Regions from separate parts of the Homo sapiens genome. Here regions 1 and 2 are each linked to region 3. A link is a loop called in an ENCODE intact Hi-C map of the cell type or tissue named here. Cell type or tissue: PC-9. All regions are shown on one strand.

Evidence for each region. Peaks named below come from ENCODE experiments on the same cell type or tissue, not always from the same donor. Only the 100,000 strongest peaks of a DNase experiment are listed, where the experiment ranks them.
Region 1: it touches region 3 in a loop (5-fold over the local background); 1 of 110 quality-filtered maps calls a loop at or near these places.
Region 2: it touches region 3 in a loop (11-fold over the local background); 1 of 110 quality-filtered maps calls a loop at or near these places.

The regions. Positions count from the first base shown.
Region 1 is chr4:185,845,534-185,848,033 of GRCh38, forward strand. It overlaps a transcript of SORBS2 not described here. Among named protein-coding and RNA genes, the nearest start is that of SORBS2, 35 kb to the left of the region's middle. In PC-9, no CTCF peak of the experiment used is centred here; no DNase peak of the experiment used is centred here.
Region 2 is chr4:185,966,081-185,968,580 of GRCh38, forward strand. The region is part of intron 1 of LOC124900828 (a long non-coding RNA gene); the gene reads left to right. Among named protein-coding and RNA genes, the nearest start is that of TLR3, 100 kb to the right of the region's middle. In PC-9, no CTCF peak of the experiment used is centred here; a DNase peak (open chromatin) is centred at 1,111; H3K27ac peaks cover 1,733 bases.
Region 3 is chr4:185,895,780-185,898,279 of GRCh38, forward strand. It overlaps a transcript of SORBS2 not described here. Among named protein-coding and RNA genes, the nearest start is that of SORBS2, 85 kb to the left of the region's middle. In PC-9, a CTCF peak has its summit at 966; a DNase peak (open chromatin) is centred at 1,532; H3K4me3 peaks cover 709 bases; H3K27ac peaks cover 2,500 bases.

The sequences.
Region 1 (2,500 bases), 50 kb before region 3:
AAATTGCACAAGCCATAAAAGGAAAAATTAACACACTGGACTTGATCACAGTTAAAATACTCTGCTAAATAAAAGGGAAACCACAGAAAGGGAGAAAATATTCACAAAATATGTATCTGATAATAGGCTGGTATACAGAATATATAAAGAATGTACACAACTCAACAATAATAAAACAAACAACCCAATTTAAAAAAAGAAGCAAAAAAATAGGCAAAAGTTTTGAACAGGTACTTTAACCAAAGAGGAGATGCAGATCTAAATATGGACATGATAAATGCTCAGTACCATTAATCATTAGGAAAATGCAAATGAAAACTATTACACACCTTTCAACTGGCCAAAATATAAACAAAACAAAATCTGACAATATCAAATGCTGACAAGGATGTGGAGCAACAGGAGCTCTCATTCACTGCTAGTGGTGATGCAAAATAGTACAGACTCCTTGGAAGATCGTTTCTGATACTGTTAAACATAAACTTCATGCCACCTGGCAGTCCCAACTCCTTGGCATTTATCCAAGAGAAATGAAAACATATGTTCATACAAAAACCTGAAAGTGAATATTTATAGAGGCTATATTCATGGTCACTAAAACCTGGAAACAACACAAATGTCCATCACCTGGAGAGTGGATACAGAAACGATGGTACATCCATACAACAGAATGTTACTCAGCAACAAAAAGGAAAAGGCCACTGATAGTTGCAACAAATGGACGCCTCTCAAATGCATCATGCCAGTGAAAGAAGCCAGACCCAAAAGACTAAGTATTGCATGTTTCCACTAATAATACATTCTGGAAAAATAAAACTATAGGGACAGAAAGCAGATCAGGGTTTGCCAGGGGCTGGGGTCAGAAAGAAAATCAACTGAATGGGGCCAAGGACCCTTTTTGAAGAGATGAAAATTTTCTACACATTGATGTGTTGGAAGTTCTGTAATTTGATACATTTTTCAAAATTCATTTATCTGTACTCCTAAAAAAGGTGAATACTGTATATAAATTATACTTTCATAAACCTGACTTTAAAACATGACTGAGACTATCACTTGGTTAAGGCTAACCAAAAGGGCTTTGGCAATCCTATTGGGAACAATTTCACTGGTAAAGCCTGAAGCGAGACTGAGATAATAGCGTACATTTATTCAATGAGGTAGAAAGCAAGGCAGAGAATAGGAAGCGGGTGCTTCTGCTGAGTGCTCCATTAATCAAGTTAAACTGTTATTTCTTTCCCCCTAGGCTTGTAATTCAAACCAGGGAAAGTTTGGGAGAGAGGGGGAAGGGGGAGAATGGAGTTATGATTCAGAATCTCCAAGGGCATTTGTGTTTGAAAATTTTATTTATGATATTTAAATTTAGAGAAAAATCCCTATTTGTCAAATAAAAACTAGGGAAAGGAAAGAATGATAACACCTTTGGTAGATGAGGATATCCAGAATAAAAACATGACTCACTGGGGCCATGCTCCCTGGGGATTCTTTGGTGTGGCGGGAGTGGCGATAGAGACAAGATTTTTTATAATAAAACATGGCAAAGGATAAAACAATTAGATAACTTCTGTCCCCAAAACTTACACTTATCTTGTGTTTAATAACAGATTCAGTGTTGATAGAGTCTGAGAGTATTCCCATCATAATGTAAGTCTGCTCCAGTGGACTTTTTACCACTTTGTGTTTGAGCCTCAATTAGTAGGAAACAATCTGTTCTAAGATAAGAAATCAAAATCTAATTTTGTTATTTCTCCCTAGTGAGTGGACACTTTCTTTGGGATTGGAGAAAAGGGACTGAATTGGTTTCCCTTTAAAATGCCTTCAGTATCTTTTGGATTGGTGCACCAAATTCTCACTCTGCCCAGTGTGGAGGTGACTGCTGAGTGCCGAAATGCCAGGACCAGAAAATCAAGCTGAACACATGCGTCAATGGTGAACAATTATAGCTCAGAATCCATCCTCGCAGGATCTGGGGTCCCTGTGATTGTATCATCCAGACATACATCCTCCTCTCCTCCCAACTGCAGCAAGTCCAAGCCAGATCTCGCAGGATGAGTAAGCGACATATGGCATGTGTGAAATTCCACTCCACCCTGTTGCCCTTCCCAGAGCTGCTGTAGACGGCAGCAACGATTATAGCAACCTTGACTCCATAAGGAATGTGACAATTTAAACCCTGCAGACTGTTTAGCAATGAGTTATTCCAAGCAGTAAGTTGTACCCTAGAGCCCTGGAATGAACTGAAGAAGCACTGGGCTCACATCTTAGGAGATCTGTTCATCAGGTAGAAACTGGCTTCATCGGCAAGGATTGAGATTTTTCTGCTATCGTTTTTGATGGCTAGTCTCATCAAAGAGCAAACAGCATGTCTCAGATTACAGCTATCAGTCCTTTGGCATTCCGCAGGCTTCTCACATTCATGCCGAGTCGCAGGGCTGACCTGGCCTGAATTGTGGGATCTGAACTCTCCCAGAAATTTAAGAACCCCCAAATTTGTCCCCAG
Region 2 (2,500 bases), 70 kb after region 3:
CAATTCTTACACAGAAAAACAGCCAAAAGTGAAAGTGCCTTTAGGCTACACGTTGGCTTTGGGGAAAAGGAACTCTGGTTTCTGTGACACTCGTTGGGGCAGAGAGATTCTAGTTCCTGCGACTGGCCTCAGGGGAGAATGGGGCTGAGAGACAGGAGGGTGAGAGAAGGTCACAGGGAAACTTCGCTTCTGAGGCTGCTTCTGCCGTCTTCACTTTGAAGCATCATTTTTCTGAGCCTCAACATTCTTCAGTCTGAAACTTCCCCCCAGTAGTTTTTTTGTTTGTTTGTTCATTTGTTTTGAGACAGAGTCTCACTCTGTCGCCAGGCTGGAGTGCAGTGGGGCGATCTCGGCTCACTGCAACCTCTGCCTCCCTGGTTCAAGCGATTCTCCTGCCTCAGCCTCCCGAGTAGCTGGGATGACAGGCACCCACCACCACACTGGGCTTATTTTTGTATTTTTAGTAGAGACGGGGTTTCACCATGTTGGCCAGGCTGGTCTTGAACTCCTAACCTCAGGTGATTCACCCACCTCGGCCTCCCAAAGTGCTGGGATTACAGGTTTGAGCCACCACGCCCGGCCCCCATAGGTAGTTTGACAGTCCACGGATCGGGTTGGTGGATTGTCTCCCAGGCTGTTCCCAGGCTCTCAGTCCTGAGAAGAGGCCTTTCAGCTAATCAGTTGACAGTTGTGTCTCATTTCAGCAGCAGTGTTGCAGACTGGCTTCCACCGAAGTCAGGCCCCAAATAGTGTGAACAGTCATGTACGTAGCAAAGGGCATTTCTAGGGAAAGAAAAGAAAACAAACCTTTGGGTCTAGAGGGCAGCCAGTCAAGATTTTCAGATGTTAGACTTGAAGCATCTTCATATGGAGTGAGAGCAGACAGTGGCAATCTGGGATTTTTCCGGTTCGCAGTTTGCATCCGGTGAGCTTTCTAAGTGGCCCATATAGTAATAGGCAGAAAGTTTATTTCTACATAAAACTGCTGTGGTGATTTCTCCAAAGGCTATATCAGACCATCCAGTTTTAGTCTGCAGGGTTTCAGGAAAGTGCAGTTTTCATTTCAGTGATTCCAAGCTGGAAGGGTGGAGAAAAATTACAAATACTACTTTGGTGAGTCATAGTCAAATATTGCAGGAAACTAAAATAATTCAAGATCTGGTCCAGATTGTAGGTAGATAGTAAACCCTCAAAAACAATGAGGTAGAGTCTAATAACAGGTGCACTAGAGTTGTCTTCTGAAATATAATTTTTATTTCTCTAGTCCACCTATCAAAAAACATAAAAAATATGTTTCAAACAAAAAGTCATTAAAACAAGACTAATTTGTTCATAAGAAAAGTTTAGTCTTTAGTCTTTATGATTTTTTACATAAGTATAGCAAGAATAGTGATCAACCATATAGGCACTTTTTAAATTGGCTTTGTGGGGAACTTTTTCATAAGGAACCTCAGACTGGACTTTCTAAAAGCCTCTCAGGTCTCAGGAGCCAAGCCAAGGACGCACCTCAGGACTGTACTTACACAAACAACTGTTTTGCCTTAAAACTAGAATACTCGCAGTTGCCAAATTTTGGAGGGATCAGGTAGGGACAAAGGTAAATGTTTCAATTTTGCTCATAAAAATATACGTTAGCAAATTGCTGCAAGCTATAGATAGCATAGAAGAGTTTCCTTAACAATGCAGATAAAAACATAAAAAATATGTTTCAAACAAAAAGTCACTAAAAAGTCATAATCCTTTGTGAGTTCAGTCCCATGTAATTAATTCTTGTTCTGCCAATGTAAGTTAGGATTTTCTTGAGTCCAGTTTTTCCATTCGAGTTATGGAAACTCAGTCCAATGGTATGAACTCAGAGTTAGAATTATTTTTGTTCTTTCCATATATTTCCTTGAAGACACAACATTTTAGGACTCTAATCACTTGCAAAGAGCTTTCAGAAAAAAACATCAAAATAAAGCAATTAACTGTGGACAGTAAGATGTAAAATGGCTATGGTTAAAGATATGATAGGAATTCACAATAATAATGATGCAACTGTCAAGAAAATTTGGTCCTCTCTGTGGCACACAACATTTTAACATTAGCGTTATGACTGATAACATATACTAAAACATAATTTCTAGGATTTCTAGGAATCTCTTACAATTTTGGAACACATATGTCAATAACATATTCACACAAATATAACCTCAAAGAAGGTTAAACATCATTTCTTATTTGACAATGTTTGTCATATAATTTAACATATCAAGTAAGTCTAATTTAATGTCTTTCTTGGATTTCCAGGGGCCCTCCTATAATGTCTAAAAGTTACTTTGAGGTCAAAAAGACTTAATTTTGATTTGGGGAAAGTTGCCAAAATAAAGGTTGCCATCACAGATCATTATGAGAAAAATAACCACTTATTTAAACAAAAGATCTAATAAACACAGTGTGATGCACATGGAATATTTTTTCTTTCTCTTCTTTTTTCTTTTGTAGTTTATTCAAAAGGGAA
Region 3 (2,500 bases):
AGAGAAGTAAAATGTGGGCAAATTATAGTTTTCCTGAAAGAATTTAATTTTCAAATAATTCTGGCCAATCCCTTCATTGTTTTCTTTTGAAAATATTATTATCGGAAAAGTTTGGTCCCAAATTCTCAGCACAGAATTTCATTTGGATTAAAATTAGCCAGAGAGAATGATCAGTAAGGACCAGGAAAAGGGAGTGTATGAGAGTGATGGAGTTTGAAATCTCATTGAGTAGAAATCCCATTGACCACAATTATCCAGCTCTGAACAAGGATCAAATGCTCATAGGCCAAAAAAAGCTCCGGATTAGGCCAAAGAATCTCACTTAACCAACTTGTATATAACAAATACTCCAGTGGATTCCACAGCAATTTCATTTTGGAATTTGTCATGGGAAATAGGTAGGAAAGACAGACTGAAATGGATTCATGCATAAAGAAATGCACTTAAAGAAAAGGGGTAATTTTTGGCATTGACGGGTTCTGAATTAGATACAAATCCTCAGAGAAAGGATTTAGACATGTTGGCCAGGCGAGATGGCTGACGCCTGTAATGCCAGCACTTTGGGAGGCCGAGGCAGGTGGATCACCTGAGATCAGGAGTTCAAGACCAGCCTGACCAACATGGTGAAACCCCGTCTCTACTAAAAATGCAAAAATTAGCTGGGTTTGTTGGTGCACGCCTGTAATCCCAGCTACACGGGAGGCTGAGGCAGGAGAATCCCCTGAATCCGGGAGGCAGAGGTTGCAGTGAGCCAAGATCGCGCCACTGCACTCCAACCTGGGTGACAAGAGCAAAGCTCTGTCTCAAAATAAATAAATAAACAAACAGCTAGTAACTGGGTTTTGACATATGGAAATTCCTTACTTCTTATTTCAATTCACTGCTCTTTTCTAAACACAGAACTACTGTGTAGTGTAACAGGATGATTGGCAGGGGGTGCTCTGTGGCCCCTGGTGTGTGCCCCTAACAAAGAGCCATGTCCTCTGCAGAGAGTTCTTGGTGGAGGAGGCTCCACTGGGAAAAGCCAAGCCACTGGGTGGTGCGTTGCCCTCAAGTTTCCCAGTGATGCCAGTGATACCTGCCCTAAATTACAAATGCTGCTTACACATGGCCAAAAAAAAAAAAAAAAGCACATGTCAGTGATTGGTTGTATTACAAAGCACGTCAGTGATTGGTTGTATTACTGAGCTACTGGAAAAGCTGCAGCATCTGCAGCAATTGCGGAGGCTCAGGAAACAGTACCCCAGATGACAGCCTCAGAAGCAAGAGCTTCTCTCTGCTCACTTCTGCCTTCCGGTTCCTCAGCCCAATTCTCCCCTGAGGCCAGATATAGAAACCAGAATCCCTCTTCCTCCAGGACCGTCACAGTAACCACAACCCCTTTGCCCCAGAGCCAGCCTTAAAACCTAAAAGTATTACTCTAACTTTCGCTCCGCCTTTCTGGGTAAGAACTGGCGATAAAGACACTCTCTGACCCACCTTGTTTGAGTGTAGGTATGAGATCCGATTCCAGAGAGGGCCCCACCCCACACCAGAAGGAAGGAAAGCTGACCAGAGAGGCCAGCAAGAATCTGGACAGACAGGCCTTGCTGGGTGTCCCCACTCAGTCTATTCGCATTAGACCACACCCTTTCGTCCAATCCTATGCCTACACAGCTGCCCATACTTTGTTAAACCTAAGCATAAAAATGGACAGTTTCCCCTGTATCTTTGGGTCTTCAATCTGAAGGCTCCTATGTACACATTAAGAAAATTTGTACATCTTTTCTCAAATGAATCTGCCTTTTGTGAGTTGATTTTTCAGCGAACCTTCAGAGGGTGAAGGGAAAATTTCTCCTAGGCCCTGACACAACCATAACTACTGCAGTCTGAAACAGGTATGCTCCACAGCCTACAACAGGTATAGAAAGTCACGGAACACAGATGGCTAAGGTTCAAACCAGCACGAGAGGGCGTTCAAAAAGCTAAGGAGTTAGGCTGGGTGCAGTGGCTCACGCCTGTAATCCCAGCACTTTGGGAGGCCGAGGCAGGCAGATTACCTGAGGTCAGGAGTTCAAGACCAGCCTGGCCAACATGGTGAAACCCTGTCTCCACTCAAAAAAAAAAATTTAGCAGGATGTGGTGGCAGGTGCCTGTAATCCCAGCTACTAGGGAGGCTGAGACACAAGAATCATTTGAACCCAGGAAGCAAAGGTTGCAGTGAGCCAAGATCATGCCACTGCACTCTAGCCTGGGCAACAGAGCAAGACCCCGTCTCAAACAAACAAAAAAGCTCAGGAGTTGGATAGCTCCACAGCAGGGGCTAACATTCCATCTAAGCAAAGTGACTATAATCCAACCACTTTTTGACGTCTAAATAAACTTGTGCCTTTAATGACTGTTTTCTGATTGACATCCCATTACTGCCTGAAGGCAAAACAAGCTGAAAGGGCAAGATTGTGTGATAGCCAAAGAAACTCATTCACATATTAAGCCATTGACAATTTTAAGACATATTCTA